Linked DNA regions of Homo sapiens: region 2 is linked to region 1. The links are chromatin loops, found by intact Hi-C in ENCODE. Cell type or tissue: OCI-LY7. All regions are shown on one strand. Links, peaks and the distances in the headings refer to the core of each region. The heading gives the core; the rest is flanking DNA.

Evidence for each region. Hi-C counts contacts between places; a loop is a spot of excess contacts. Peaks named below come from ENCODE experiments on the same cell type or tissue, not always from the same donor. Only the 100,000 strongest peaks of a DNase experiment are listed, where the experiment ranks them.
Region 2: a loop joins it to region 1, with 6 times the contacts of the local background. A loop is called at or near these places in 2 of 110 quality-filtered maps.

Annotation. Positions count from the first base shown.
Region 1 is chr6:28,829,364-28,845,397 of GRCh38, forward strand. TRA-AGC2-1 (tRNA-Ala (anticodon AGC) 2-1) reads right to left here and starts at 9,152; the gene lies at 9,081-9,152. LOC124901296 (a long non-coding RNA gene) reads right to left here and starts at 9,660. Exons shown (of 2, transcript XR_007059539.1): 1 at 9,387-9,660; 2 at 7,878-8,957. RefSeq lists enhancers at 7,957-8,948, 8,949-9,940. In OCI-LY7, for the core only: CTCF peaks have their summits at 8,163, 9,705 (motif pointing left), 9,914 and 12,091; DNase peaks (open chromatin) are centred at 8,148, 9,178, 9,698, 12,158 and 1 weaker place; H3K4me3 peaks cover 3,206 bases; H3K27ac peaks cover 1,896 bases.
Region 2 is chr6:28,640,423-28,656,456 of GRCh38, forward strand. TRT-CGT3-1 (tRNA-Thr (anticodon CGT) 3-1) reads right to left here and starts at 7,858; the gene lies at 7,785-7,858. LINC00533 (long intergenic non-protein coding RNA 533) reads right to left here and starts at 14,053. Exons shown (of 3, transcript NR_135285.1): 1 at 14,010-14,053; 2 at 8,474-8,644; 3 at 7,864-8,229. LOC105374996 (a long non-coding RNA gene) reads left to right here. Exons shown (of 3, transcript XR_926657.3): 2 at 6,983-7,050; 3 at 12,753-12,812. TRA-TGC2-1 (tRNA-Ala (anticodon TGC) 2-1) reads left to right here and starts at 3,023; the gene lies at 3,023-3,094. RefSeq lists an enhancer at 1-74. In OCI-LY7, for the core only: no CTCF peak of the experiment used is centred there; DNase peaks (open chromatin) are centred at 7,849, 8,399 and 8,749; H3K4me3 peaks cover 1,977 bases; H3K27ac peaks cover 1,604 bases.

The DNA of each region.
Region 1 (16,034 bases), core at 4,432-12,431:
ATACAAATTCCCCAATTTATATTAGAATTTAGCAGGTAGTTTATTTTGTTTTGTTTTGAGACAGAGTTTTGCTCTTGTTGCCCAGGCTGGAGTGCGATGGGAGGATCTTGGCTCACTGCAAACTCTGCCACCTGGGTTCAAGCAATTCTCCTGCCTCAGACTCCCAAGTACCTGGGATTACAGGTGTGTGCCACCACTCCCGACTAATTTTGTATTTTTAGTAGAGATGGGGGTTTCACCATGTTGGTCAGGATGGTCTCAAACCCCCAACCTGAGGTGATCTGCCCGCCTCGGCCTCCCAAAGTGTTGGGATTACAGGCGTGAGCCACTGTGCGCAGCCAACTCCTTTATAATCTTATAAGACCACCGTAGGATATGTGGTCTGTGGTTTACTAAAATGTCAACATGTAGCACATTACTGCACTCATATCAGATTTTTGGCCTCCAGAAGTGTGAAAGAATAAATTTCTGTTGTTATAAGCCATCTAATTTGAGATAATTTGTTACAGCAGCCATAGGAAACTAATCAATGACAAGCTTATTCTACTCTGCCAACTGCCTTGAGTGGTTTTGAGGCTCATGAAGTCTAAATAACGTAATATTGAAATTAACATCTTGGCAAAATTCAACAGCCCTTCATGCTAAAAACTCTCAATAAACTAGGTATTGATGTGATGTATCTCAAAATAATAAGAGCTATTTATGAAAAACCCACAGCCAATATCATATTGAATGGGCAAAAACTGGAAGCATTCCCTTTGAAAACTGGCACAAGACAGGGATGCCCTCTCTCATCACTCCTATTCAACATAGTGTTGGAAGTTCTGGCCAGGGCAATCAGGCAAGAGAAACAAATAAAGGGTATTCAGTTAGGAAAAGAGGAAGTCAAATTGTCCCTGTTTGCAGATGACATGATTGTATATTTAGAAAACCTCATCATCTCAGCCCAAAATCTCCTTAAGCTGATAAGCAACTTCAGCAAAGTCTCAGGATACAAAATCAATGTGCAAAAATCACAAGCATTCCTATACACCAGTAACAGACAGAGAGCCAAATCATGAGGGAACTCCCATTCACAATTGCTACAAAGAGAATAAAATACCTGGGAATCCAACTTACAAGGGATGTGAAGGACCTCCTCAAGGAGAATTACAAACCACTGCTTAACAAAATAAATGAGGACACAAACAAATGGAAGAACATTTCATGCTCATGGATAGGAAGAATCAATATCATGAAAATGGCCCTACTGCCCAAGGTAATTTAAAGATTCGGTGCGATCCCCATCAAGCTACCAATGACTTTCTTCACAGAATTGGAGAAAAACTATTTTAAAGTTCATATGGAACCAAAAAAGAGCCTGCATTGCCAAGACAATCCTAAGCCAAAAGAACAAAGCTGGAGGCATCATGCTACCTGACTTCAAACTATACTATATGGCTACAGTAACTGAAACAGCATGGTACTGGTACCAAAACAGAGATATAGACCAATGGAACAGAATAGAGCCCTCAGAAATAATACCACACGTCTACAACCATTTGATCTTTGACAAACCTGACAAAAACAAGAAATGGGGAAAGGATTCCCTATTTAATAAATGGTGCTGAGAAAACTGGCTAGCCATATGTAGAAAGCTGAAACTGGATCCCTTCCTTACACCTTATACAAAAATTAATTCAAGATGGATGAAAGACTTAAATGTTAGACCTAAAACCATAAAAACCCTAGAACAAAACCTAGGCAATACCATTCAGGACATAGGCATGGGCAAGGACTTCATGTCTAAAACACCAAAAGCAATGGCAACAAAAGCCAAAATAGACAAATGGGATCTAATTAAACCAAAGAGCTTCTGCACAGCAAAAGAAACCACCATCAGAGCGAACAGGCAACCTACAGAATGGGAGAAAATTTTTGCAACCTACCCATCTGACAAAGGGCTAATATCTAGAATCTACAAAGAACTTAAACAAATTTACAAGAAAAAATCAAACAACCCCATCAAACCCCAACAAAAAGTGGGCAAAGGATATGAACAGACACTTCTCAAAAGAAGACATTTATGCAGCCAATGGACACATGAAAAAATGCTCATCATCACTGGCCATCAGAGAAATGCAAATCAAAACCACAATGAGATTCCATCTCACACCAGTTAGGATGGCAATCATTAAAAAGTCAGGAAACAACAGGTGCTGGAGAGGATGTGGAGAAATAGGAACACTTTTACACTGTTGGTGGGACTGTAAACTAGTTCAACCATTGTGGAAGACAGTGTGGCGATTCCTCAAGGATCTAGAACTAGAAATACCATTTGACCCAGCCATCCCATTACTGGGTATATACCCAAAGGATTATAAATCATGCTGCTATAAAGACACATGCACACGTATGTTTATTGTGGCACTATTCACAATAGCAAAGACTTGGAACCAACCCAAATGTGCCTTCTATATGTAAGGCACATGTCCATCAATGATAGACTGAATTTAACAAACGTGGCACATATACACCATGGAATACTATGCAGCCATAAAAAAGGATGAGTTCATGTCCTTTGTAGGGACATGGATGAAGCTGGGAACCATCATTCTGAACAAACTATCACAAGGACAGAAAACCAAACACTGCACGTTCTCACTCATAGGTGGGAATTGAACAATGAGAACATTTGGACACAGGGTGGGGAACATCACACACCGGGGCCTGTCGCGGGGTGGGGTGATAGGGGAGGGATAGCATTAGGAGAAATACCTAATGTAAATGAGGAGTTAATGGGTGCAGCACACCAACATGGCACATGTATACATATGTAACAAACCTGCACGTTGTGCACAGGTACCCTAGAACTTAAAGTATAATGATTAAAAAAAAAAATCTTAAAAAAAAAAGAGGCCGGGCGCGGTGGCTCAAGCCTGTAATCCCAGCACTTTGGGAGGTCAAGACAGGCGGATCACGAGGTCAGGAGATCGAGACCATCCTGGCTAACACGGTGAAACCCGGTCTCTACTAAAAATACAAAAAAAAAAAAAAAAATTAGCCAGGCATAGTGGCAGGCGCCTGTAGTCCCAGCTACTCAGGAGGCTGAGGCTGGAGAATGGTGTGAACCCAGGAGGCGGAGCTTGCAGTGAGCCGAGATCACGCCACTGCACTCCAGCCTGGGCGACTGAGTGAGACTCCATCTCTAAAAAAAAAAAAAAAAAAACAGAAATTAACGTCTTGGGGTCACGTGTTTACTTCTCATGTGACAGGCAACGAAAAGAGAGTAGGACACCTGAATGTGCTTTGTACTAAGGAGTGGTATTAAGAACTCGGAAACTGACCGTTGAAGGTTCTCGGGAGCTGAACCTGAGGCCTCCTATATGTAAGGCACACGTTCTATCACTGAACTACATCTCCTCATGCCAAGAGATATTTGTGTCGTCCTCCAAGTACTATTGCAGTATATGAAAACAATAAAAATATGGAAATAAAAAATAACTTAAAAATTAAAAAGGTGGCCGGGCACGGTAGCTCACGCTTGTAATCGCAGCAGTTTGGAAGTTGGAGGCGGTCAGATCATTTAAGGTCAGAAGTTCGAGGCCAGCCGAGCCAACAAGGTGAAACCCTGTCTCTACTAAAAATACAAAAATTAGCCGGGCGTGATGGCACGTGCCTGTAACCCCAGCTGCTCAGAGGTTGAGGCAGGAGAATCTCTTGAACCTGGGAGGTGGAGGCTGCAGTGAGCGGAGATGGCGCCACTGCACTCCAGCCTTGGGGACAGAGTGAGACTCTGTCTCAAAAAACAAACAAACAAAAACCCAAAAACCCTAAAAAGGTATTTCTCCAATCTAAAGATGTAAAAAATTAAATAAAATGAAAAATAAAGGAATATCTCGTTATATTCTGTGGGTCTCCATTCCTGTGTTCATTGTTTTAGCACTAAGTGTTGGGTTTAGAAGCAGGATTTGTGACCATTTTAAGTTGGAAGACCCCCAGCTGTGGGGGATATTGAAGTTTTGGCAAATAAAGCTTGAAATGGAACGCAGAATACTGGAAACTTGCGTTAGAAAACTGACCAGCTTTTTCCTGAATAAAGCACTTCTGCTATTGCTGTTTGCTTCACAGGAATGGTAAGAGCAAAACTTTGATGAGAAAACCCCAGGTGAGAATGAAAACCACATGCAACCTGTTATTCATTGCCAAGGGGTTCTTGATTGTACTACAGCATGAAGGCAACTGAGGAGGTTCATGGAGTAGCCCAGAATAATGTTCAAGACATGAAATAAATAGCAGATTCAAGGATGGAGAAAAACTTTGAAATTTTGAAAGCACATTCATAGGTAGCTAGACACAGGATTCAAAGACTTATTGGATTTATAGAGCAAGCCAGAAAGTGGGGAATCCATAAAAGAGAGCCTCAACAAACAGGAGGAAAAAAAGCAGAATAGAGATGCTTATTGTTCTTTGAAGGAATGGACAAGATATTAGGAGGAGGAGGTGAGTTTGTTTGGGAACGTGTTGAACTTACCATATTCTTCCGTAGGATCCTGCCCATTGGTGAAACACAGTGAACTTAGCCCAGTGCTCTGATCTGAATACGTGGAGGTGGGAGTGAGTAGAAGGCACCAATACAGTGTGAGTACAATGAGAACTCAAAGTGTCCTTTGAGATATGAAGATCAGAAACTTACTTACTGATAGTTGTGAAAAGCAAAAAAATGAACTTCTTCCTAGCTGATCTTCAACCCTGGAATTCACACTGGTTGTCACCATGGCCTTGAAACTTTCACAAAAGACCCAGAAAGTCTCATTTCCTGGCTAGTTTCCCAGTAGGTGTTATCTTTTCTCATTCATCTTCATTCTCATTCTCCTTATGTATGACTTTACCTATATTGGTAAGCATATTGCTGAGCCCCTTTCGAGGTTGGGAACACCTTATGGTTTGGCAGAATTTCTCTCTGTTGGCTCATAGGGATAGCGGAATAGGTAAGAGGAAACATAATGGCAGGTTTCACTGAAATTGGGTATTTAAGTGTCACCCACAAAACTCTACAAGCTCTGGTGTGTGTGTGTTTGTGCGCGCGCGCGCGCGTGAAAGTGCTGGGAGGATGTGAGAAAAATTATCTAGGCTGTTTTGGCCGGGCGCGGTGGCTCATGGCTGTAATCCCAACACTTTGGGAGGCCGAGGCGGGCGGATCACGAGGTCAGGAGACCGAGACCATCCTGGCTAACACGGTGAAACCCCGTCTCTACTTAAAAAAAAAAACAAAAAACAAAAAATTAGCCAGGTGTAGTGGAGGGCGCCTGTAGTCCCAGCTACTCGGGAGGCTGAGGCAGGAGAATGGCGTGAACCCAGGAGGCGGTGCTTGCAGTGAGCCGAGATCGCGCTACTGCACTCCAGCCTGGGCGACAGAGCAAGACTCTGTCTCAAAAAAAAAAAAAAAAAGAAAGAAAGAAAGAAAGAAAGAAAATTATCTAGACTGTTTGATGGTGTGAAAGTTGTTTCCAGAGTCATCATGTAATTATTCTCTAACTTGCACCTGAAGAAACCAAGATACCAGTTAGATTACCAGAAGTTCCCCACAAGGAGGTGTTTCTTTTTTTTTTTTTTTCTGTTTGCCCCAAAGTACAGAGAACACTGTGAGAATTGTTTAAGTTTCTGTAAGCATTCAGAAATATCTATGCATGGGGAGACATAGGATGAGTTCCAAATATATGAGATTTTTCTGATGAACCAACCATTTATCTCAGGAGATAGAACTCATTCATACTCAATTACTCTGCTCAGGGAGCCTGCAGACATGCGAATGACATCTCTAGACAATCTACAACCAGAGAGAAGATTGTAACTGGTTGAGTACTGTTTTCTTAAAGTTGACAAAAAGGTGGAGTAATAGTTTTCATGTAAGGAGCTCTTATATGATAATCTAGAAATTGAATTCACTCTATATTCTTTGGGATTTACATCTTGATTTGTTGACAGGGAGAGGGAGGTTTGATTACACTGTTGTAAGTCTCCCACCTTGATTGAATATTAAAAAAGAATTCCTGAACTAGACAGTAAAGGGTTAAATAATCTTTTTTCTTCAATTAAATATGTCTTTGAAAAGAATAAAACTCTACCTTTTGAGTCAGATTGACTACATGGCCTGATGGATTGTGTCTGCTTCCATATCACTGTGCAGCCAATGGTCCTGCCCACCTGCCGCTTCCCACACATTCACCCAGGGTCTCACGCATGGCCACGTCCTCATTCCTCTCAGAAGTCCTTAATTTTTTTTTTTTTTTTTTGAGATGGAGTCTCATTGTGTCACCCAGGCTGGAGTGCAGTGGCATGATCTTGGCTCACTGCAACCTCCGCCTCCGAGGTTCAAGCAATTCTCCTGCCTCAGCCTCCCAAGTAGCAGTGATTACAGGTGGTCGCCACCATGCCCAGCTGATTTTTGAAAGAGGTCCTTAATTTCTCTGTGGAGAAAAATTTTTTTAAAATATGATCTCATTGAAGTATACAACCCCAAAATAAAATATAGTTGAATTTCCAAAATTCATCTACAATGTACCTTAAAATGATTCACTATTGTCCTAGGCCAAAGATAGGCACTGTTTGCTCTCAAAGAAGTACTTCTATCTGTCATATGTCATTTGTTTTCATTGTCCCAAGATGTTTTTGAAATCTCCATCCTATATTTTCTATAGCTTTCTTATATTAAACTCTTGGTTTTTGCATCCTATCCATTTCTACCCTAAATTACAGAGGTGGACTTCCTTAAAGAAGTCTATTGTGGGGAGCAGAAAAAAATATTTCCATTTGGGCCTGAGCCCTAGCATAAAGCAATGGTAATAATTCATGATAATTTTCCTCATGCTTTTACTATATTCCTTTGCAAATTGATTCCCATGATTGAAGCCTGTGAATAATTTTTTTCTGCCACAGTGAGTATAAGTGGCAAAGAGACATTGTGGAACTGTACTTTGAAAATGAGAGAAGAGAGAGAAAAAATGTCAACAGAACAGAAAATTATCTATTTCCCACATCAAGAAAGTCTGGGTCCTCAGTACTAACTCTGAATCTTTCTTTAAAGAAGTAAACTGAAACCCAAGACATCTTAATCTGAGAAAGAATGACTTTTGGAACTTATTTTCTCCATTGAAAATTTCCTAATCACTTCACAGGGACAGAGGTGGCCTGATATTATATCGGAAACCAAGGATTTCCCAATTCTTGAGATATCCTTCAGCTCACACTTTCATTAGGGTTAGCAAAGGGTTTTGGATCTTTAAAATCTATCACAGGGCTTAGAATACAAAGTGGTGTTAATACAAAAGTTCTTGAAGATTTGGTGGTAGCTGATGAGAAGAGGGCTGTGTATTCTGGAATGATTACAAGGTCTTATTCTATTTAAAATGTTTCAGAGCAAGGATACAAACTTCCCAGTTTACATTAGAAGTTAGCACAGCCTTTATTGCAAAACTTGCGAAAAAGAAAATAAAGGCCGGGAGTGGTGGCTCATGCCTGTAATCCCAGCACTTTGCGAGGCGGGCGGATCATGAGGTCAGGAGTTCGAGACCAGCCTGGCCAATATGGTGAAACCCCGTCCCTAAAAAAAATATAAAAAATTAGCCGGGCGCGGTGGCGCGCGCTTGTTGTCCCAGTTACTCGGGATGCTGAGGCAGGAGAATCGCTTGAACCCGGGAGGCGGAGGTTGCAGTGAGTCGAGATCGCGCCACTGCACTCCAACCTGGACGACAGAGTGAGACTCCGTCTCAAGAAAAAAAAAAAAGAAAATGAAAACTTCACATCATATTCAATCATGAATAGTGATTCAAAAAATATTACTAAGTACAATATTGCCAGAGAGGCAAGGAACAGAGTCAATGATTAGAACACAAAAATGATTCAGCAATAGAAATATATATTTTTTGCAATTATGTTTTCTGTTAGAATAGAAAATTGGGGGAAAAAACACAGCCGCGTATTTATACTATACACCCTTACTCCATCCACGTCAAAGCACGTCATATTGCTTCTTAAATGTGCAAAAGAATCTCTTGTGGATCTTGTTAAATTGCTACTTCTGGTTCAGTACGTCTGAGGTGAAGCTGAGATTTCGCTCTTCTAACAAGCTCTCCGGTGCCACCAACTCTTGTGTGGACCAAGAGTCTGAAAGATATCCTTACGATAGAGGGCGCACCTGTCTTAGGTAAAATTACTTCTGTAACGTCATCTAAGGGAAGTCAAATTATCCGGCAGGAGTGAAGACAGAATAAAACTGGAAATCAGTCCGTGAACTTTGAGATCTTCAGCAGAGCATGCTTCCCAGTGGAGCTATTTCGGCAGAAGTGTGACGCCTCTACATTCATTGATGAAAATAACTTTCTCAATTTCCCAGTTTGGAAGGCTTTGCGTTTGTCAGGGCTCAGCCTGCGATGGATCATGGCTAAACAAGGACCAGAAAAAAAATAAAGGAAATCGGCTGGGAGCGGTGGTGGCTTACTCCTGTAATCCCAGCACTGTGGGAGGCCGAGGCGGGAGGATCACGAGGTCAGGAGATCGCGACCATCCTGGCTAACACGGTGAAACCCTGTCTCTACCAAAAAAATAGAAAAAATTAGCCGGGCGTGGTGACGGGCGCCTGTAGTCCCGGCTACTCGGGAGGCTGAGGCAGAAGAATGGCGTAAACCCGGGAGGCGGAGCTTGCAGTGAGCCAAGATCGTGCCACTGGGCGACAGAGCGAGAGACTCCGTCTCAAAAAAAAAAAAGTAATAAAGAAAATTGAGAGCTTACGTTTTTCTTTTATTAAATATTTCCACATTTATCTTTTATTTCCTACTTTTTAAATAACAATACTCCAAAGGTTAATGAGCTCGTCAATTTGGCGACGCCATTGAAGTTTTGGAATCCGGAGCCGTCTTTGTCTTCCAGCTCCATCTTTTCCACCTTTTGCTTAGGCAGTCCCCCGAGTCGTGTCAAGGCTGAGGAGTAGAAATGGAACAGCACTAATATTAATGGCAAAACCGTTGTGAAATAGGGTTACTTTCTGTTTAAGCAAGGAAAATAAAGTAAAGCAATGGGAAAAAAATTAAAAGCAAAAGGAATGGAGGTGCCGGGGATTGAACCCGGGGCCTCGTGCATGCTAAGCACGCGCTCTACCACTGAGCTACACCCCCGTACTGAAACGGTTCTCTCGAGAGTATATTCAAGATCAGAATCTGACCCTTTTGCTAGGTTTCAGAACCATTAGTTGTAATCAGCCAAGGTCTATTTTATTTAGTTATTTCTGATATCTCAAATTTAGGTTTTGCGTCCCTCTTTGCTGACAGCTGAGCAAACCGCATTCTACACCGAAGGCCCTCTATTGATGGCCCTGGGATTTTTCTGCTCGTCAGTCCGGAGTCACTTACCGGGCACCACTAGAAGAACCCGGGATGAAACATTTTCTCCCGTGTCTTGACTCTCTCCTTTCTTTCACCGCTGCTTTAAAGGGCTGCCAGAAAGCCACAAAGTACAAAGCGAGGCATTTAGAGACCATAGTAGATGCAGGTGGCGAGGGAAGACAGGTGGAGAAACGCAGACGGGTTCGTGTCGGTGCAGCCACTGCTTTGGACCCGAGCCTCCGTCCCGCCGGGGGCCGGGGTGCTGAGCCCAGCGAGGCGCGGACTGGGGAGCGAGGAAGAGGAGCACCCGCCAGATCGCGCCCCCTTTCGGGCAGAATCCGCTCCCGGTCCGGTCCCGATTGGCAGAAAACGATACGAGGGCGGTATACACTCAACACGCGCATGAACGATTCATCAAGCCCTCCGTGTGCCGGGTCTGGCTCACCAACCTCATCCTCTGAGCTCCGGGCTTCTGCCTCCCAGCCCAAGGAACCCACAGGGTCTCAGCCAACACTGGGAGAGTAGCTTAAATGGGCAGAAAGACAAGATAAGGGGATGTGGTGAATAACAGAATTATCCAATCCTATTATCAGCCCATCTGAGATTAAAGGGACGTCAATCATACTTGAATACTTTATTTAAAAAAAACAGTTTGCAGAGGGTCGCATACAAGAAGAATAAAGTGGTTTTTTTTTTTTCATAAAAATGTGGATTCAGGAGCATTACCGGAAATAATCAAGGAACGAGGAAGAGTGTGGCGAGAGAGTTCGGGTCCGGTATACCTCTCTCTCCGCACCACATTCTTTTGTAGTACCTGTGAAACATTCATGAAAACGGACCACAGAAGAAAACCTCAGTAAGTTCCAAAGTATAGAAATAACACAAACATCATTCTCTGACCATCATGCAATAAAACTAGAAATTGATAAAATAAAAAATAAAAGTCACTTCCACCTGAAAATTTTAAAGCATGCTATAATACAACTCGAGTCAAGAAGGAAATACAAATTTTAATTACATAATTTCTTGAAAGGGACAAAAGTGCAAATGTGACATAGAATCTGTGAGATAGAGCTAAAGCATTTATCAGAAGGAAATTTATTTCCTCACATACCTATATCGATAACAAAAAATAACAAATGAATCAAACACAGCTCAAGATGCTACTAAATGAACAACAAAATAAACCAAAAGAATGAGGAAGGAAGGGTTGTAAGGACAAATTCAGAGAATGAGTTAGAAACAAAGTATAACTAATAAAGATACAAAAAAGGTGGATATTTGAAAGTCAACAAAATAGACAAACCTCTAGCCAACAAAGAGAAAATTAGTGCAAATACACAAAATTAGAACTGGAGGAAATAATCATCAACACAGAAGACCTTTTTTGAAATCATCAGAGATAACATAACACAACTAGCAAATAACTGGCAAACTTAGTGGATTTTTTAGACAAATGTAGCATACTCAAACTAACCCTTGTAGAGACAGAAAGTCTAAACAGACCAGTTAAGAAAAATAGTTTAACAGGCATACTCAATAAAAAGGGCACCAAGCTCAAATACTTTCATAAAGAAATCCTACCAAACTGTCAAATATCAAAAAATCATGATGCTACTTAAATTATTCGAAGCATAGACACTAGCACTTTATAAAGTTAGTATAACATTTCAGTTTGCACTAAAAATGAAAACTACAGGTCAATTTCACATATGAAATATATGAAATGTAATGCCTAAATCTTAAATAAAATTTATAGCAAACAGAATACAATAGCACATTTAAAACAGTAATACAGGATGTCCAAGTAGGGTTTATTCCAGGAGTGTAAAGATCACTCATTATTAGGAAAGATATTAATATAATCCATTGTAATTGGAACTGGAGGTCATTATGTTAAATAAAGTAAGCGAGAAACAGAAAGACAAATTTCACATCTTTTCAGTCATATGTGGGAGTTTAAAAAGTTGATCTCATGGAGGTAGAGAGTAGAATCATAGATACCAGGGTCAGGGAAGGGTGTGTGCATTGGAGCTGCGTACAAAGGCAGGTTGGTCAATGTGTACAAACATATAATTAGATAGAAGGTATAGGTTCTTTTTTTTTTTTTTTTTTTTGAGTTGGAGTCTGGCTGTCTTGCCCAGGCTGGAGTGCAGTGGCACCATCCCAGCTCACTGCAACCTCCACCTCCCAGGTTCAAGTGATTCTCCTGCCTCAGTCTCCTGAGCAGCTGGGATTACAGGTGCCTGCCACCACAGCCAGCCTCTAATGTTGATAGTAGAGTAGGGTGACTATAGTTAGCAACAATGTATTGTATATTTCAAAGTAGCTATAAGAGATAACCTGAAACCAACACATAGAAATGATAAATACTCAAAGTGATGGATACCCCAAATACCCTGACTTTACTCATAATAAGTGAAAGACATACTAAATTAGATTGGATAGCATACTTTGTTGTCAAGGTTGCCGAGAAATTAGTCTTTTCATAGAGTACTGGTGGGAATGGAAAATGGTATAATTCCAAGGGCAGAAAATTTGCAGTATCTAGAAAAAATGTATAATTATTTACCCTTTAACCCACAAATTCCACTTCTAAAAAGCTATCCCTAATATATACTATCAAAATAAAAAGGGCCAGGCACAGTGGCTTACGCCTGTAATCTCAACACTTTGGAAGGCCAAGGCCGGCAAATCACTTGAGGCCAAAAGTTTGAGACCAGCCTGGTCAACACAGTGAAACCCTGCCTCTACTAAAAATACAAAAAGTAGTCAGGTGTAGTGGCGGGCACTTGTAATTGCAGCTCCTCAAGAGGCTGAGGCAGGAGAATTGCTTGAATCCCAGGAGGCAGAGGTTGCAGTGAGCCAAGATGTCACCACAGCACTCCAGCCTGGGTGAGAGAGCAAAACTCCATCTCAAATAATAATAATAATAATAAATACTAAATAAATAAAAAGGAAAACAGATGCATGACTATTCATCACAACTCTATTTGTAAAGCAAAAGAAGGAAACAATCCAGGCCGGGTGCGGTGGCTCATGCCTGTAATCCCAGCACTTTGGGAGGCTGAGGCAGGTGGATCACCAGGTCAGGAGATTGAGACCATCCTGGCTAACATGATGAAACCCCGTCTCTATTAAAATACAAAAAATTAGCTGGGTGTGGCGGCACGTGCCTGTAGCCCCAGCTACTAGGGAGGCTGGGGCCAAGATCATGCCACTGCACTCTAGCCTGGGAGACAGAGCGAGACTCCATCTCAAAAAAAAAAAAACAAAAAAAAGGAAACAATCCAAATGTCTGACAAAAGGGTCAATTTGAGAAAACTATGGTACATCAATATAATGTCACTGTAAAAAGGAATACTAAATGATCAGCTTCAATCTCTCCTTCCCCTATGAAGAAGGGCATATATGTATTTGAACTTCACTGGGACACTGGGTAATCACTCTCCTACAATTACCCCATGCTTATGTATGTTAAATAAATTTTGTATGTCTTTTTCTTTTATTAATCTGCCTTTGTCACTTCATTTTCAGCAAATTTCAGTGGGCAGAGAGGAAGCTTTTCCGCCACCCCTACATAGTTAATACTCTACCTTGAGCATGGCACACAGAGAATACTAAGGTGCTAATAGCTCTTACTGCGGCTTGTGAGGCAGTGGCTTCAAAACAGGAAATACAAGCCAAGAGGATTTCAGACTACTGCACTTCATCCACTGAGTGTTCAGCATCTAGAACTTTTCTTCCACAAAGAGAAACATGCAATTGTTACCACCTCTAGCTCCAGAGTCCTAGCTCAGAGATTTTTCCTATAGAAAGAAATGAGCCAGCCGGGCATGGTGGCTCATGTCTGTAATCCCAGCACTTTGGGAGGCCAAGGCGGGCAGATCACCTGAGGTCAGGAGTTTGAGACCAGCCTGGCCAACATGGCGAAAACCCATCTCTACTAAAAATACAAAAAAAATAGCTGGGCCTGGTGGTGTGTGCCTATAATTCCAGCTACTATGGAGGCTGAGGAAGGAGAATCGCTTGAACCCAGGAGGTGGAGGTTGCAGTGAGCTGAGATTGTACCACTGCACTCCAGCCTGGGCGACAGAGCAAGACTCCATCTCAAAAAAAAAAAAAAAAAAAAGAAGAAGAAGAAATAAATGAGCCAAAAAGTAGATAGCTTCCAATCCTTTCCCAAAATAACTGATTTAATTTGTAACATAGAATAGAGAAGTGGAAAGCTAAGGGCATTCTCAAGAATGGTGGAGATTTTGATGAAAGGTAATTGGGAGGAAATTTGTGAATCTAAGAAAGATAGATCTTAAACTGCAGTCTGGCTAGTATGCAGGAGAGAATCAGGAAATAAGACAGGTAGGAGGAACCCTTTTGGAGTCAGGACAAATATCAAATACTTACATCAGAAACTATTCCATTTAAGGAGCTACATTTTGATTGGATTTGTTCATAGAGGAATTTATACCTCAAGGCATTGTTGAAAACAATACAACAACTGGTCAGCAATAACTGAAACACAACAGTAGGGTGTGGTCAGAAAAAGAGTGAAAAAGAACATTGCCAGCACCACTGTCATCCCAGGGTGACTGGGGGCATACCAAAAACTGCATCACCACGAAGACTAATGTCAGAGGATTAGCACTCTTGGGAGTGAAATATCCAGGGTTATATAATACTCCATGTTAATAAAATGAATGGCAATAATCAAATATCATCTCAATTGAGATACAGAAAGGATTCAACAAAATTCAACACACTTTTATGAAAAAAGCACTCAGCGGCCAGGCGCGATGGCTCACGCCTGTAATCCCAGCACTTTGGGAGGCCGAGGCGGGCGGATCACGAGTTCAGGAGATCGAGACCATCGTGGCTAACACGGTGAAACCCCGTCTCTACTAAAAAAAATGAAAAAAATTAGCCGGGCATGGTGGCAGACGCCTGTAGTCCCAGCTACTCGGGAGACTGAGGCAGGAGAATGGCGTGAACCCGGGAGGCAGACTTTGCAGTGAGCAGAGATGGCGCCACTGCACTGCAGCCTGGTCAAGGGAGCAAAACTCCGACTCAAAAAAAGAAAAAAGAAAAGAAAAAAGAAAAAAGTACTCAGCAAACTAGGAATAGAATGAAACTACCTCAACTTAATAAAAGCCATACATGAAAAGCCCACAGGTAATATATTCAGTGGCCTTAGCTTTTCCTCTAAGATCTAGAACAAGGCAAGGATGCTTACTCTCACCACTACTGTTCAACATAGCACTAGAAGTCCTACTCAGAGCAATTAGACAAGAAAAAAAGCCCCAGTGCGCTGGCTACAGCCTGTAATCCCAGCACTTTGGGAGGCCGAGAGGGTGCACTGCTTGAGCCCAGGTGTTCAAGACCAGCCTAGGCAACATGGTGAAACCCCATAACCATAAAAATCTACAAAAACTAGCCGGGCATGATGGCATGCACCTGTAATCCCAGCTACTTGGGAGGCTGAGGCAGGGTTCACTTGAACCCGGGAGGTGGAGGTTGCAATGAGCCGAGATCACACCATTGTACTCCAGCATGGGGACAAAGCCAGACCCCGTCTTGAAAGAAAAGAAAAGGAAGGAAAGAACGAAAGAAAGAAACAAAAGTCATCCAAACTGGAAAAGAAAACTAAAATTATCTGTTTACAGATGACATGATCTTATATGTGGAAACCCTGAAGACCTTCCCACACACACACAAAAAAACCTGTTACAACTAATAAACAACTTTAGAAAAGTAGCAGGGTATAAAATGAACACACAAAAATCAGTTGCATTTCTACAAACTAGCAATGACCAACCTGAAAAGAAAATTAAGAAAACAATCCCATTTACTATAGCACCAAAAAGAATAAAATATTTAGGCATAAACTGAACCAAGGAGGTAAAAGACTTGTGCGGGAAAAACTACAAAACATTGCTAAAAGAAATCAGACAAGATACAAATAAATGGAAAGGCATCCTGTGCTTGTGGAGTGGAAGACTTTAATACTGTGAATAAGTACATATTATCCAACGTGATCTACAGATTCAATGGCATTCTTATCAAAAACTCAATGGCAATTTTGCAGAAATAGGAAAATATAGAAAAAAATCATCCTAAGACTCATATGGAATCTCCAGGGAACCTGAACAGCCAAAACAATCTTGAAAAAGAACAAAGCTGTAGAACTCATTCTTCCTGATTTTGAACCATACTAGAAAGCAACGCTAATGAAGATGGTTGTAGGGGCCAGGCGCAGTGGCTCATGCCTGTAATCCCAGCACTTTGGGAGACCAAGGTGGGTGGATGACGAGGTCAGGAGTTCAAGGCCAGCCTGGCCAGCATGGTAAAACCCCGTCTCTACTAAAAATACAAAAGATTAGCTGGGCATGGTGGCACGTGCCTATAGTCCCAGCTACTTGGGAGGCTGAGGCAGGAGAATTGCTTGAACCCGGCAGGCAGAGGTTGCAGTGAGCTGAGATCATGCCAATGCACCCTAGCCTGGGTGACAGGTGACAGAGCAAGACTCTGTCTCAAACAAAAAAGATGGTTGTATTACTGACATAAAGACAGGTATACAGACTAATGGAACAGAGAGCCCAGAAATAAATCCTTGCATATATGGATGAATAATTTTGACAATGATGCCAAGACTACACAATGGAGAAAGGACAGAGCCTT
Region 2 (16,034 bases), core at 4,339-12,338, 190 kb before region 1:
GTGGCTCACGCCTGTAATCGCAGCACTTTGGGAGGCCAAGGCAGGGGATCACTTGAGGTCAGGAGTTCGAGATAAGCCTGGCCAACGTGGTGAAACCTCCTCTCTACTAAAAATACAAAAATTAGCCAGGCGCGGTGGTGGGTGCCCGTAATCCCGGCTACTCAGGAGGCTGAGACAGGAGAATTGCTTGAACCCGGGAGGTGGAGATTTCAGTGAGCCGAGATCGTGCCACTGCACTCCAGCCTAGGTGACAGAGCAAGACTCCGTCTCAAAAAAAAAAAAAAAAAAAAAAAAAAAAAAAAAAAAAAAAAAAAAAAAAGATTTACAGTTCTAGTTATAGCAAGCTTTCTGTAACACTGATTGGGTTAGGCAAAGATCGTGTCAGTCATTTTGCAAATGTGTTAATCTTCAAAAATAGGCTGTAAAAGTACAAAACTATGAAAACAGAATATAGATTATGTACATGTGGCTCAGCTGTGAACAGAAAAAAAGGTAAATAGTGTACAGTTTGCTGATACAAAGCACTTCATTGCAGTGCCAGCAGACTGATCTCAAATGAGGTGTCCCTTGTAACACAAGAGCGAAGATTAATTAGTCTGTTCACATACTGGAACAAAGAACTACCTGAGACTGGGTAATTTATGAAGAAAAGAGGTTTTTTGTTGTTGTTTTTTTCTTGAGACGTAGTCTGGCTCTGTTGCCCAGGCTGGAGTGCAGTGGCGCGATCTCGGCTCACTGCAAGCTCCGCCTCCCGGGTTCACGCCGTTCTCCTGCCTCAGCCTCCCGCGTAGCTGGGACTACAGGCGCCTGCCACCACGCCCGGCTAAATTTTTTTGTATTTTTAGTAGAGACGGTGTTTCACTGTGTTAGCCAGGATGGTCTCGATCTCCTGACCTCGTGATCCACCCGCCTCGGCCTCCCAAAGTGCTGGGATTACAGGCATGAGCCACCGCGCCCGAAAAGAGGTTTAAATTGATTCACAGTTCAACACGCTTAACAGGAAGCATGACTGGGAAGCCTCAGGAAACTTATAATCATAGCAGCAGGTGAAGGGGAAGCAAGCATATCTTACCGGACGGACCAGGTCAGAGGGGTGGGGGAGGTGCCACACACATTTAAACGATCAGATCCCCAGATCTAATATCACTATCAGGAGAACAGGAAGGTGGAAACTGCACCCATGATCCAATCACCTCCCACCCAGGACCCTGCTCCAATTAGACGTGAGATTTGGGCTGGGACACAGATCAAACCATATCTCAAGACTTCTATCAAGGACACCTTGCATTGCATAATTAAAATAAAAATAGGATTCTTTTACGATGTTATCCTTGCTCTATGGAGAAGAGCAGGGCCAAACTGTTTATTTTTTAAACAGTTTCTTAGTAAAATATTTTGTGGTTGCTAAACCCATGTACTACTGCATAAACTCAGCCATGGACAGCACATTAAAGAAACAAAAGTTTAAACTCTCTAGGAAGCCAGCTGGTGGACATCCTCTCTAAAGCCCAAATTGCATGTGCACTGAGACAAACGTTGCTGCTTCAAAACAACCAAAATTGGGAAAATAACTGAGGTCCAGAAACAAATTTTCTCTCTCCTGACTCCTCCTCTTCTCTTAATATGGTGGATAGATTCTTTAATGCTCAAAGGCTTTCAAATATAAACAGAAATATCTGCTACTGTTTGTCTAATACACAAGTAATTTTTAAAAATTCACATACTATTTTCACAATATATTAAAAATCACTTTTATTTCCCTCACACGTTTAAATATTTTAATACACACTCATAAAAATTCAGGTCTAATATGTCAAATTATTTTATTTTTAAATGCTAGAAACACCTTAGTACTGTGTTATTGTTAGAAAATGAAACAGCAGGCCGGGCGCGGTGGCTCACGCCTGTAATCCCAGCACTTTGGGAGGCCGAGGTGAGTGGATCACCTGAGGTCCGAGGTTCAAGACCAGCCTGGTCCACATGGTGAAACCCCATCTCTACTAAATATACAAAAATTAGCCGGGCATGGTGGCAGTCGCCTGTAATCCTAGCTACTCGGGAGGCTGAGACAGGAGAATTGCTTAAACCCTGGAGGCGGAGGTTGCAGAGAGCCAAGATCGTGCCATTGCACTACAGCCTGGGCAGTAAGAGCAAAAACGTCGTCTCAAAAAAAAAAAAAAAAAAAAATGAAACAGCAATGTTGTATTCATCAATACCTTACATCAGCGGTTCTCAAACATAAGCGTGTACCAGAATCACCCTCAGGGCTTACTAAAACACAGATTATTGAGCCCTACTTCCACAGTCCCTGACTCATAGGTCTGGAGTAGTCCTAGAGAATTTGTATTTTTAGTAAGATCCTAGGTGATGCTGATGCTGTTGTTCTGAGGACCACATTTTGAGATCTACTGCCTGACACTGAATTCTGTTTCTCACATTTTGTAACCCAGATTTATATTTGAATATTCACATTTCTCTTACGCTTTTTATTCAACAAGATACAGATTTACTCACCCAATCTACTGAGTGGGATTTTTCTTCTTAGACGAGGCGGAGGGTTGGTTTGTGGATAATTCCAAGCCCAAAACCTAAGACTGGGTATGCCTTACAAGATCAATCTATCCCAGTACTTTACCCACTGAACTGGCTTCTGATTACAGTTAGACTTTGTATAATACATCAGGAAATTTCCCAGTGGTTTGCTGTAACCATCTATGGTTCTACTTTTCTTTATTCTGGCCATTTCAATTGACTGGATCTGAATGATTTATATACATAGTCCTGCTCAGATAAAAGCCAGTTTTGCAACCCCTTGTTCTGTGTTGGGCCTGGTGAGTTTCCAATTACTCTAAAGGACTTAGTGACATTGATTTAAATCTTCTTTCTCACATTCATGACCTGCAAAATTCACACAATTCTTGCACAACAAACTATTTAAAACTAATTTTGGGGGGAAAAAAAAAATTGATCGAATACAGTATATTTTTAAAAACTTTTTTTGGAACAACAAGGGTCTATGTGTGGGGATGTAGCTCAGTGGTAGAGCGCATGCTTTGCATGTATGAGGTCCCGGGTTCGATCCCCGGCATCTCCAATAGGTATTAAGGTTTTAGCGCTGATTCTTGTTCAACGTACGTGCTGCTGAGCAAATCTTCCGCTCACTGTTATTGCCAAGGTCTCTCAGGCCCTGGAGCCTTTTCTGGAAAGTGGGAGGGGTAAGAAAGGAGGTTAGGCAGAAAAAAGGATTTGTTTGTTTCCACCTCTGCCCTTTGTTTTTTCAACATCTCTTTCATCTTTTCACAGTGCTTCTAGGTTTCCAGGCGAAAACCAAGTATTTTATTTCTCATTCCTTCTATTTTACAAGTGATCATATATATATATCATATATATATGATATATATGATATAATATATACCTATATATGATATATATATGATATAATATATACCATATATATATATATATTTTTTTTTTTTTTTTTGAGATGGAGTCTAGCTCCGTCACCCAGGCTGGAGTGCAGTGGCGCAATCTCGGCTCACCGCAAGCTCCGCCTCCCGGGTTCATGCCATTCTCCTGCCTCAGCCTCCTGAGTAGCTGGCACTACACCACGCCCGGCTAATTTTTTGTATTTTTAGTAGAGACAGGGTTTCACCGTGTTAGCCAGGATGGTCTCGATCTCCTGACCTCGTGATCCACCCGCCTCGGCCTCCCAAAATGCTGGGATTACAGGCGTGAAACACCGCGCCCGGCCACAAGTGATGATATTTAAAGTCAACTGTTGAATAGAAAGTACATTACTGGGCCGGGCCCGGTGGCTGGGAGGGGAAGGAAACATTTTTTTCCTATAGCAGAAAGATAACTTGTAAATGTAAAATAAATGATGGATTTACAAGATCATCATTTGGCAACCATCATACTTCTAACTGATTCAGGCCAGGATCATCAATGGGTGCTAAATTAAGTTGATAAAAGTTGAATGATAACAGGATATTTACATAGTCTCAAAGTCAGGATACTTATTAATGACAGTGGAGAAACCTGGCAAACACTGTCATAACCAGGTGACCAAAATTAATACCACTGGTAATGGGACAACTGCCATTAAATATCTCCTGGTAAAATGCACTGAAAAGGGCACAATGTCAGCTCTCTGGTATTCCTACCCAAAATACATAAACTAAATCCAATCATGAGGAAATAGCAGACTAACCCAAATAGAGGAATACTTTATAAAATAACTGTCCTGTACTATTTTAAAAATACCAATGTTATAAAAGAAAAAGAAAGGCTACAGAACATGACAATTCAACATATGCTCAAAGATTTTCTTTTGCTAAAAAGGACATTTTAGGGACAATTAGCACAGTCTGAATAAGGCCCATATATTGGACAATAGTATTGTATCAATGTTAATTTCTGATTTTGATCATTGTACTGTGGTTATGTAAGAGGGTGTTTTCCTGTTAGGAAACATACATTGAAGTATTTAGGGGTAAAGGATCATTATATCTACAACTTATTCTTCTTTATTTTTATTTATTATTATTATTTTTTTGAGACAGAGTGTCACTCTGTCGCCCAGGCTGGAGTGCAGTGGCGCTATCTTGGCTCACTGCAAACTCTGCCTCCCGGGTTCAAGCGATTCTTCTGCTTCAGCCTCCTGAGTAGCTGGGACTACAGGCACGCGCCACCACGCCCGACTAATTTTTGTATTTTTAGTAGAGATGGGGTTCCTCCATATTGACCAGGCTGGTCTCAAACTTCTGACCTCGTGATCCACCCACCTTGGCCTCCCAAAGTGCTGGGATTACAGGCATGAGCCACCATGCCTGGCAACTTATTCTTAAATGGCAAATGGTTTAGTATGTGTGCGTGTGTGTGTGTCTGTGTGTATACATGTATATAGGAACTTTTAGCTCATATGTATATTTCATATGTATAAAATATATATGTATACATATATACATATGAGATGTGAGATAACAGTATATCTCACACGTATATGAGATAAAGGCATATCTCATATGTATAAGAGATTAAAAGTATATCTCATATGTATAAAATATATATGTATACATATATATATACATAAGAGATATACATATGAGAGAAGGTCCATATTTGGGAAGATTGAGTGAAGGATGCAACTTTTCTGTAAAAATGAAATTATTTTAAAAGTAAAAATTAAAATAAAAAGAAAAGAATGAGATAGACCTTAGGCTAGTCAAGTTGCTTACCAAAGGTCCACATTTGGTAGTGAAGGATCCAGGACATGCATACAGACTTTGTCACTGACAACTCCATGCTCCTTTCACTCCTGTGCACAGTCAGTCACTTTATTGCCAGCCTTTTCTCTGCATTTATATGTGAACAGATTTTTCTCTGGTGTGACTTGATCCATTGAATGAGCATTGCTCTCACTAGAGGGAGGAAAGCATCTTTGGATTGAGTTGAGAGCCACTTCACTTTTCAATCTGTGGTCCAGTACATAAACTTAGAAGTTGTTTGCTAAGTTTGCACAGAGACTGACTCAGCTCTTTGCTGAGTGTGAGGGGACTGCAAAGCTCTTTTAAGGCTCCTTAGATAATTCACCTTGGGGATGAAAAGACCTTAGAGGACTTGACTCCAGCCTCTCTTATTCTGGCAGCTCGGAACTTTATATAAGAAACAGAATAGAAAGCTAAACTTTCGAGAGAACTCCCAGTAAGCACAACTAAATTCTCATTGAAACCTTAGTGAATTCATCACCATTAAGTAAAGAGAAAGAGGATAGGATTATTTCTTATTAATCAAAAATTAAACAAAGGCATTGATGTACTTGTCTGATGAAGTTTTACTCTTAAAACATTTGGAAAAGGAGTCATTTGTGAGCAATAACTCCCCTGAGGTTGCAGATATAGGCTTTTTCTCAATTGGGGGGTTTTCCCCCTAAAACTTGATGCCAATTCCTTTTAAGTATTTCTTACATTTATACTTTCTCCACTTCTGATTATGTTACTGGTTATCTGCTTTTCTAGTTAATTTTAAATTTATTTTCTGAAAAGAACACAATAAATAGGAGAATACATCTGAAACCTTATATTTTTTTCTTCACTCATAATTTTTGAAATGTGTTTATGTTCAATTACACATGGATTTTGGTTGCTCTTAATATAAAATTAAAACTCCTTGGCATGGCCTCTAAAATTCTGACACAGTTTCGTCCTATCCTTCTGCATCCCATCTCTCAGGCTGCTTGCCCATGGCCTTCCCACTGTACTCATACCAGCTTTTTTCCAGTCCAATGCACTTTGTCCAACTTCCTCTGCCTGGGTTTTCCTATGCTCTGTCTCCCTTTCCTATGCTGTCCTCTTTCTTTGCAACTGAAGACTCTCTTCTTATCTCCCTGATGAAACCAAATCCCATCGGTGTGTTCTAAATCACAGTCATTCTTTTTTTGCAGCACTTATCATAGCCACAATGTTATGTTTGTCATTATATAAATAACTTCTATCCATTCACCCACCCCCAACTAAGCTCTTATCTCCTTTGGGATAGAGACCAGGCCTGTTCAGTTTACCTTTCCACACCTTGGTGTGAGTAGGCATAGAATTAATAATTTTGGGAATGAATGAGGGGATGACTAGAGTTCCGTAATTATCACATAAAACAGATGAAGGCATATCTTCCACTGCTTGAAGTTAGCTTTAAGAGGTGTTTATGGACCACATAGAATTCTTTTCAGAATTCACTTCAGTGATCTCACATCCAGAAATATAACTTTTTGAAACTGGCATGCTGGCTCAGAGTCATAACACTCCTGTTGGGAAATCTGCTTCTAATAACCCACTTTAAATCAACCAAGGGAAGGGAGTGATAGTACTATAAAAATCAATGTCAAGAAATAAAATATGACCCCTGTCCCTAAAACAGCTTATTTTTTCTGAACATTCATTTGCGATTTACTGTTTATTGATTTATGAAAGTCATGGATTTTTTTCAGTGGCACATGGACACCCAAGAACTTAAGGAGGTCAGAGAAAATCTCAAAAGAATATGCAAAATTTGTCCGTAAGTCTGTGTGTGTGTGTGTCTGTGTGTTTATAGACAAAATTTTTTTTTAGATAATGTAATGAGTTCATGTGCCATAAAATTTTAAGAACCATTATTCTAAATCACACTGGATACTGTTTGTTTTTATAAATAATATTATTTGTTACTTAAGACTTTGACTTAAATAACTTTGACTTAAGTAACTGAGAAATATTGGATTTAAATATTAGCTTGATTATCAGCTGTAAGATTTGGGCAAGTTTATTTCCTTCTGATACTTCATTTTTAATCTGTAAAATTGGCATAATAATGTTTACTTCAGTGAATATTCTAGGAATTAAAAGCATGTGAGAAAATACACAAAGTGCAACTTAGTAAATGTTCCATAAATTGCAACCATTTTTCATCCATGTGGACTTTAAGCAAGGTTAACATGGAGTTTGAGAAACCAGAAGAATATATTTTTAATGTTTTGAATTAAAAGTTTTACAATTTTATTTTAGAGATTTTTTATCCGTGATTGAACTTGAACCCCTGAGTTTGGTGAAATTCCAATATAACTGTCTGGGAGATCATCAGAAACTAATAGTCTTTGAGGATGCAGGTGTAATGAAGAGAGATTGGAGAGATTAAAGCTCTATGCAGTGGACTTGATATTGTGATTAAGGATTATAGACTAAAAATTGTGATAAATTTACAAAAACAGACGGCCCTTATTAAAGGGGGAAAGAAAAAAAAACACGCACACCCTAAGGCCCCGCTGGGATTCGAACCCAGGATCTCCTGTTTACGAGACAGGCGCTTTAGCCAACTAAGCCACAGAGCCAGCCGTGCTGATTCTGTGGCTTCTTTTATGACCGAATTGCACTTAATTAGGTGACAAATTCTGTTGCCATTAAGAGTTACTGTGTTTTCGAATACATCAACTTTGCAGTAAAGGCAGACTCCTGAAAGGAACTTCTAGAAATTAGACTCCCTTCAAGTCCAACAAAACACACCCACACTCACACAATCACTTAGAAAATGTGCTTAGAACAATGTCAGCGCGTCCCAGAGGGCAAATAAAACCGTGAAATCGGAGAGTGGAGATGAACCATGTTCCCAGCGGAGGAAGAGGCATCGGTCTCTAGACGTGGCGAGAGCAGTTTTTACATTCCATGGCATTGCGGTGATTTCGAATCATCAAGTGGTTGGATTCTAAAAGTGGAGTGAAAAGCTTTTCTAGCAAAACAGATCATTCAGAATTTTCATCACATTAATGGCTTTTCTGGCCAATTAGAAGATAGCACACGGATGCGCTGAAAAACAAAAACTGTTAACGCGTTCAGACTCTCCAAACAGCTGCCAGATCACTGCTTTAGAGAAAGCAGGCGACAGCTGGGAGGCGACCTGGTCGGAGCTCACTTAACGGTTTTGTATTTCAAATCCAAAGAGACTTTGCCTGCTCGAGGCTTGTGTTCCCGCGGCTCCTGAGAGGGGGCACAGATGGAAACCAGAAGGGGAGGCGTCACCGGACAGGGTCTTTCCTAATTCTGCCTTCCTCATTTTGGTTCTTCAAGCTTCAATTAGATGTTTCCTAATATCTTCCTTATGGATCCGCACCTTGTAGAAGCTAAACAAACATTAATTGATTGAAAAATCCCCAAATTAAGATCCATTCTGAAACTGTTAACGATTGTATCCTAGTTTTCTGCCTTTGCTTAGTACTGAGGCTGGTGCCAAAGTGAGGGAGTGAGTTCACCAAATAAAGCAAGCGTCTCTGCACATTACCCAGCTTCCCCGCCATGTTAAAAAGACAACAGGGAGGACTACAAAATTCCCTATTTAACCTGGCAAAGGCTGTAAGGGGCTCTGGGCCGGATAATGCCCTTGAATCCTAAAGTCTTTCTTAATTCCTCTCTTGAGCCAAAATTTGGAGCATTGCCATTTCGTATCCCATTCAGAATGTTTTTGTAGTGAATATAAACTTATTTTCCTGTTAACCAAGATAGTCACGTTTTAATTTAATATAGATTAACAAACTGTTATGATTAGACCTGTACTAACAGTTACTGTATTAAGAGTTACTGTATATTTACTGAGTTTGGGAAGCAACATCCCCCAAAATCATAAGGACCAGGAATCATAGCCTTTCTGAATTTGAATCAGCTGAATTGTTTATGATCAGGATTGTACTAACTTCAGTTACTAAAATATAACTGGGATGGCATCATGTCCAGGGAAATATTGTTCAAGTTTTTTCCAACAAGAACGATGTATTGAATACCTACTATGTGTCAGGCATTGAAATAACTTCTGTAGACACAACTAGGCACAAGGTAGCCAGATGATAAAAATCAAACAAGAAACAGTATCACAATAAAAGAAGTACAATGTGATAGTTGAGTGCCTAGCAGGTCCCAGTAATCAAGTTCAAAGCATAATACTTTGTTTTAGGTATATTTCTGACATTGCCCAGTTCAACTAATTTTAAAATTTCTTTTTGACTTTTGCTGGAAAAAGTCCTAATAGATTTTTCCCCCCTAATGTCACAATTAGTACTTGAACACACCTAGAATACGTTCAAGTTAATCCAAGATATTTAAACAAAATAAAGAATATGGCTGGGCGCAGTGGCTCATGCCTATAATCCTAGCACTTTGGGAGGCTGAGGCAGGCAGATCACCTGAGGTCAGGAGCTGGAGACCAGCCTGTCCAACATGGTGAAACCCCGTCTTTACTAAAAATACAAAAATTAGCCGGGCATGGTGGTGGGCGCCTGTAATCCCAGCTACTCAGGAGGCTAAGGCAGGAGAATTTCTTGAACCCGAGAGGTGGAGGATGCAGTGAGTCGAGATCACACCACTGCACTCCAGCCTGGGCGACAGAGTGAGACTCCGTCTCAAAAAAAAAAAAAAAAAAAAAAATTATTGGACCTCGTGAGACTTACTACCACGAGAACAGTATGGGGGAAACAGCCCTTATGATTCTATTATCTCCCACTGGGTCCCTCCCGCAACATGTGGGAATTATGGGAGCTATAATTCAAGATGAAATTTGGGTGAGGACACAGCCAAACCATATCACTAGCCCAGTGGGATCCTCCTCCAAATAGAGTTGCACTCAAAAAGAAAAAAAAAATATGTGAGTGAATTGAAAGGCTAAATAATTCACATGAGATCTCCAGCCAATTTGATGCAAAAGTGCTCAACTAACATCAGAATCCAAGACAGCTGACTGAGGGATATGAATATCAATACTGGAGCGTGGGGATTTGTCACAACTGCAGTGACTTCATATTACCCTCAGTTATGCTTTCTTTGTTGAGAATAGGGTGATTTACTATACTACTAGTTAGTAGCTGTTAGTCCCCTGAAAATTCATGTTTAAATCCTACCCTCAGTACCTCAGAATGTGATCTTATTTGGAAATAAGGTAATCAAAGAGGTAATTAGTTAACTTGAAGTCATACGGAGTAAAGTGAACCCCTGATTCAATATAACTGGTGTTCTAATAAAAACGGGAAATTTGTCTGGGTGCAGTGGTGGCTCACGCCTGTAATCCCAGGACTTTGGGAGGCGGAGGTGGGTGGATCACCTGAGGTCAGGAGTTCAAGACCAGCCTGGCCAATATGGTGAAACCCCATCTCCACTAAAAATACAAAAATTAGCCGGGCGTGGTGGCAGGGGCCTGTAATCCCATCTACTCGGGATGCTGAGGCAGGAGAATCACTTGAACCTGGGAGGCGGAGGTTGCAGTGAGCCAAGATCACGCCATTGCACTCCAGCCTGGGGACAAGAGCGAGACTTCATCTCAAAAAAAAAAGTAGGGGGATGGAAATTTGAACATACACACACATGCAGGGAGAATACCATGTGAACATGAAGGCAGAGATTTGGTGATGCATCCACAAGGAATTTCAAAGATTGTCAGAAAACCACCAGAAACTAGAGGAGAGGCCTGAAACAGATTCTCCCTCACAACCCTCAGAAAGAACAAACCCCGCTGACACCTCGATCTTGGACTTCTTGCCTCTAGAACTGTGAGATTATAAAGTTCTGTTGTTTGAGCTGCCTAGTTTGTGTTATTTTGTTATAGCAGCCCGAGGAAACTATTGCAGTAAGCAGCATCCTCTGAGAAATAACTAAGTTGTGTCCTAAGATTTTCCCCAAACTTTATTAAAATGAACTTATTTAAAAAGAAAACTAGTAAATAAGAGGTGAGGTGAAGTAAGTATGACAGGTTCATATGCCTAATTAAAAAGCTGAACAAAAATTTGAGTTCAAAGATAGAAGAAAATAAAAGGCACAAGGAAAAGTATGTGTCAGCTTAGCTATCCCAGTCCATAGTTTCTGAGAACAACCAGAGGTGGGGATAAGCAAGGACCACTCAGAAAGGGAGTATCTCACAGGTGTGTGGGAAGAAGAGAGCTTGAATCTGGGAAAAAAAGTTAAGCTAAGAATAGGAATTAGAAAGGATGGAAACCGAAGGATAGAATAGGGATGGTAGAGGAAGAGGCCATCGTAGGAGGTGGTAAAAGCAAAGACTGTGAGCTAGGAGAACAAAGCTGGCTGGATCCTGAGGGTAGTGAGTTACTATAGTGAGTGTAGTGAATGAGTTGAGGTGGGGGAAAGTAAGAGCATCTGGAGAACAGAAGATGGAGATGAATGTGATCTGAGATTAAGGTGGGAAAGTAATTTAGGAATAAGGGATGGAGTGGGTGCACTGGAGAAGGTATTTTGAGGGAGGACACAGAAGTGAGAGGCACAGGTGGTGGCTATAGAAGGGGCCCTACAGAATGGGTGGGCTTAAGGAGAAGCTAGAGAAATGCAAGTTGGGAACACCAAATCAGCTAGAGGAATAAGACTGTCAGTCAGTGGAAAGCAGGCAATTGGCAGGTATCTATGCTAAAGTGTTGGGCATTTTGCCCTAATAAAACTTCGTCATGAGATTGAAGTGCCATTCAGTGTCTAGTGAATAAGGTTGATATACCATGTGTACACCATCTACATTCACCAGTGATTTTAATACAGCATTTGTGACACTGGGTTACCAGAAAGTCCTTTCAAACTTCTCTAATGGTAGCTTTGACATTAGCAACTCAGCACAGTACCCCAGTGTGGTCCTTTTCCAGCCTGAAAAGGCTATGTTTGAGTGTGGATTTCACCACAATGAGGCAAGAGAAAGTAAAAGTACTTACTAACAGTTAAGCACAGTAGAATTGCTAGTCCTATATCAAATGGATTGGCTTTTGAGAAGAAATTGCATTATGTCAAGTAGCCTAGGAATATGAATATTAGATCATCACACTTTGGATTACTACTCAAGTGAAATAGTTATTTGAACTATAAACATGCATTAAAAATCTTGATGAACAACCAGATATAACTGAAGGAAAGATGAAGTACTTGACATTTAAAGGTAGAAACACAGTTACATGCCACATAAGGACATTGTAGTCGACAATGAGCCACATAGATGACAGTGGTCCCATAAGACTGATTATAATAGAGTTGAAAAATTCTGATCACCTAATGACATTGTAGCTGTGGTAACATAGCCCAGTGCATTATTCACATGTTTATGGTGATGCTGGTTTAAACAAACCTACTGCTCTGCCAGTTGTGTAAAAATATAGTACATACAATTATGTACAGTACATAATACTTGATAATGATAATAAATGACTATGTTACTGGTTTTGTATTTACTATACTATACTTTTTATTGTTATTTTACAGTGTACTCTTTCTACTTATTACAAAATAGTTAACTGTGAAACAGCCTCAGGCAGGCCCTCACAAGGGATTCTTGAAGGCATTGTTATCATAGGAGATGACAGCTTCCTACTTGGTATTGCCTCTGAAGAACTTGCAGTGGAACAAGATTTGGAGGTGGAAGATGGTGATATTGATAATCCTGACCCTGTCTAGGCCTAACCTAATGTGTGTGTTTGTGTCTTCATTTTTTAAAAAAAAAAGTTTTAAAAGTTAAAAAAAAAAAAAAAGCTTTTCAATAGAAAAAAGCTAATGGAATATAGATATAAAGAAAAAATGTTTTTTGTACAGCTTTACAGGTGTTTGTGGTCTTTTGGATTTTTTGTCTGTTTGTTTTTGTTTTTTGAGACGGAGTCTTGCTCTGTCACCCAGGCTGGAGCGCAGTGGCGAGATCTTGGCTCACTGCAACCTCCGCCTCCCGTGTTCAAGCGATTCTCCTGCCTCAGCCTCCCGAGTAGCTGGGATTACAGGCGCCCGCCACCACATCTGGCTAACTTTTGTATTTTTTAAAATTTTTAGTAGAGACAGGGTTTCACCATGTTAGCCAGGCTGGTCTCAAACTCTTGACCTCCAGTGATCAGCATGCCTCAGCCTCCCAAAGTGCTGGGATTACAGGCATAAACCACCATGCCAAGCCAGGTGTTTGTGTTTTAAGCTAAGTGTTATTACAAAAGAGTCAAAAAGTTTTTAAAAATTAAGTTTATAAAGTAAAAAAGTTACAATAAGTTAAGGTTAATTTATTATTGAAGAAATAAATACTTTATAAGTTTCGTGTAGCCTAAGTGTATAGCATTTATAAAATCTACAGTAGTGTACAGTAATGTCCTAGGTCTTCACATTGACTCACCACTCACTCACTGACTCACCAAGAACAACTACTACCAGTCCTGCAAGACACATTCATGGCAAGTGCCCAGTACAAGTGTACCATTTTAATGGAGTGCAATGGCGCAGTCTCAGCTCACTGCAGCCTCGACCTTTGGGCTCACTTGATCTTCCCATCTCAGCCTCTTGAGTAGCTGTGACCACAGGCGTGTGCCACCACACCCAGCTAATTTTTGTATTTTGTAGAGATGCGGTTTCACCATGTTGCCCAGGTTGGTCTACAACTCCTGGGCTCGAGCGATCAACCCGCCTTAGCCTCCCAAAGTGCTGGGATTACTGTCGTGTCCCACTGTTCCTGGCCCCATTTTTATCTTTTATACCACATTTTTACTGTACCTTTCGTATGTTCGGATACACAAATACCACTGTATTGCAATTGCCGACGGTATTCAGTTCAGCAACATGCTGTACAGCTTTGTAGCCTAGGAGCAATAGGCTATACCATACAGCCTAGGTGTATAGTCGGCTATATCATCTAGGTTTGCATAAGTACACTCTGTGACGTTCGCACAATGACGAAATCATCCAACAATGCATTTCTCAGAACATTTGCCCCTTATTGACACACGACTGTATAAAGATTTTTATCTTTGGCCGGGCGCGGGGCTCACGCCTGTAATCCTAGCACTTTGGGAGGCCGAAGCTGGCGGATCACAAGGTCAGGAGATTGAGACCATCCTGGCTAATACGGTGAAACCCTGTCTCTACTAAAAATACAAAAAATTAGCCGGGCGTGGTGGTGTGCCTGTACTCCCAGCTACTCGGGAGGTTGAGGCAGGAGAATGGCGTGAACCCGGGAGGCGGAGCTTGCAGTGAGCTGAGATCGTGCCACTGCACTCCAGCCTGGGCTACAGAGCAAGATTCCATCACAAAAAAAAAAAAAAGAAGATTTTTATCTTATGAATATCTATTATTGGAGATATCTCTGAGAAAAATTTACCCACTTGAACAACAACAATAGATCCAATATGATTTTAAATGACAACAATATAAATGTAAAATGACATTATAAATATAAAATGACTACAAAATAAATACATAACCATATCATAAGGGAAATAAAGAGAGGAAGAAATCTCCAAAAAAAAAAAAAAAAAAACCACCAAACACAACCAAACAAAAACCCACCAGTAATTCAAGTCCAGCATAGTAAGTGCATGAAGTAAAACCATTTAACCCAGAGGCACAGACAGAAGCCTTAGTCAAAGATGGCAGCTCTACCTTAGTGCTTCCAGAGCCAGAACTCATGGCCTGGGGCCTATTTTGGGGCAGAGATACAGAACTGAGTCTCCTGCAGGAGGCTGGGAGACTCCAGAGGCTTTCCCACGGTGGAGACGCTCTTAGCTCTTAGGGAAAATAAGAGTCAAAGCAGTATCTCGGTATCCACTGGCCCTTTAGTCATAGACATATGAGCAGTTCGCAGACATTTTAAAAGTCAAGGGCCGGTGGAGGTGATGTAACTTAATCTCACCAGGTACAGTTCTGCCAAGTAGAGAGAAGCTTCTATTTTATGTTTTGTCTTTCCAAAATTGTCCCAGGACTAAGAAATCAGAATTGCCACTCCTTGAGATCCCTGCTTTGCAAAGCTAGGTATTGGGGAAAAAAGCCGATCCCTTAAGAATTCAGGGCCTTCTGGGATAGAAGAAATAGACCCTTAAACTCTGTTCCCCCATAAAATTTGAGGTTATTTGCCAGTGGTCTGAGATGGCTCTGACCTCATCTTAAAGCAAGGGAAGACAATTGAAATAAACTTATCTCATGGAAAAGGGAAATTGATAACTTGGGACTGTCTTACTAAGGAAAGGCTTGTTTTAATTGATCGTATAACTCTGGGTTCCTGATAGGAAAATTAAAAAAATTTTAAACAATATTTCAAAAGATCGCTATTTTAATTGGTAAAACCAGACCTAATTTTCTGTAGCTTTTCTGCCGAAAGAATATTAAGAGAAGCAAAAGGAAGAAAGAAAAGGGGCAATTTTCTGAAAACATAAAAATAAGCGGACAGCTGAAACCTGGAGAAAAATCTTTTATTTGCTGGTCCTATTCCTTAGCATTGAAAAGCTAAAAAGACTCCTTTTTGTTACCAGAATGAAACTGCTCTGAGCCTCCATTTAGTGGTTGCTACAGTCTTGTGCTAGAGAAAATTAGATGTGAATCAAGGTTATTTAGTGAGGAATATAATTTATTATTTTCATGTTAAAGAGAAATGAGATACAGCAGACCTACAACATAATGTAGGAAAATCTTCACATGGTTTATTCTTAGGCTGTGATCAATAACCTCAGTAATTTGAAATAAAATACATCATGGTGGGTAGACAGAAATTTAACAGTGATTCTCTCTTCTTTCTTGTCTGTATTG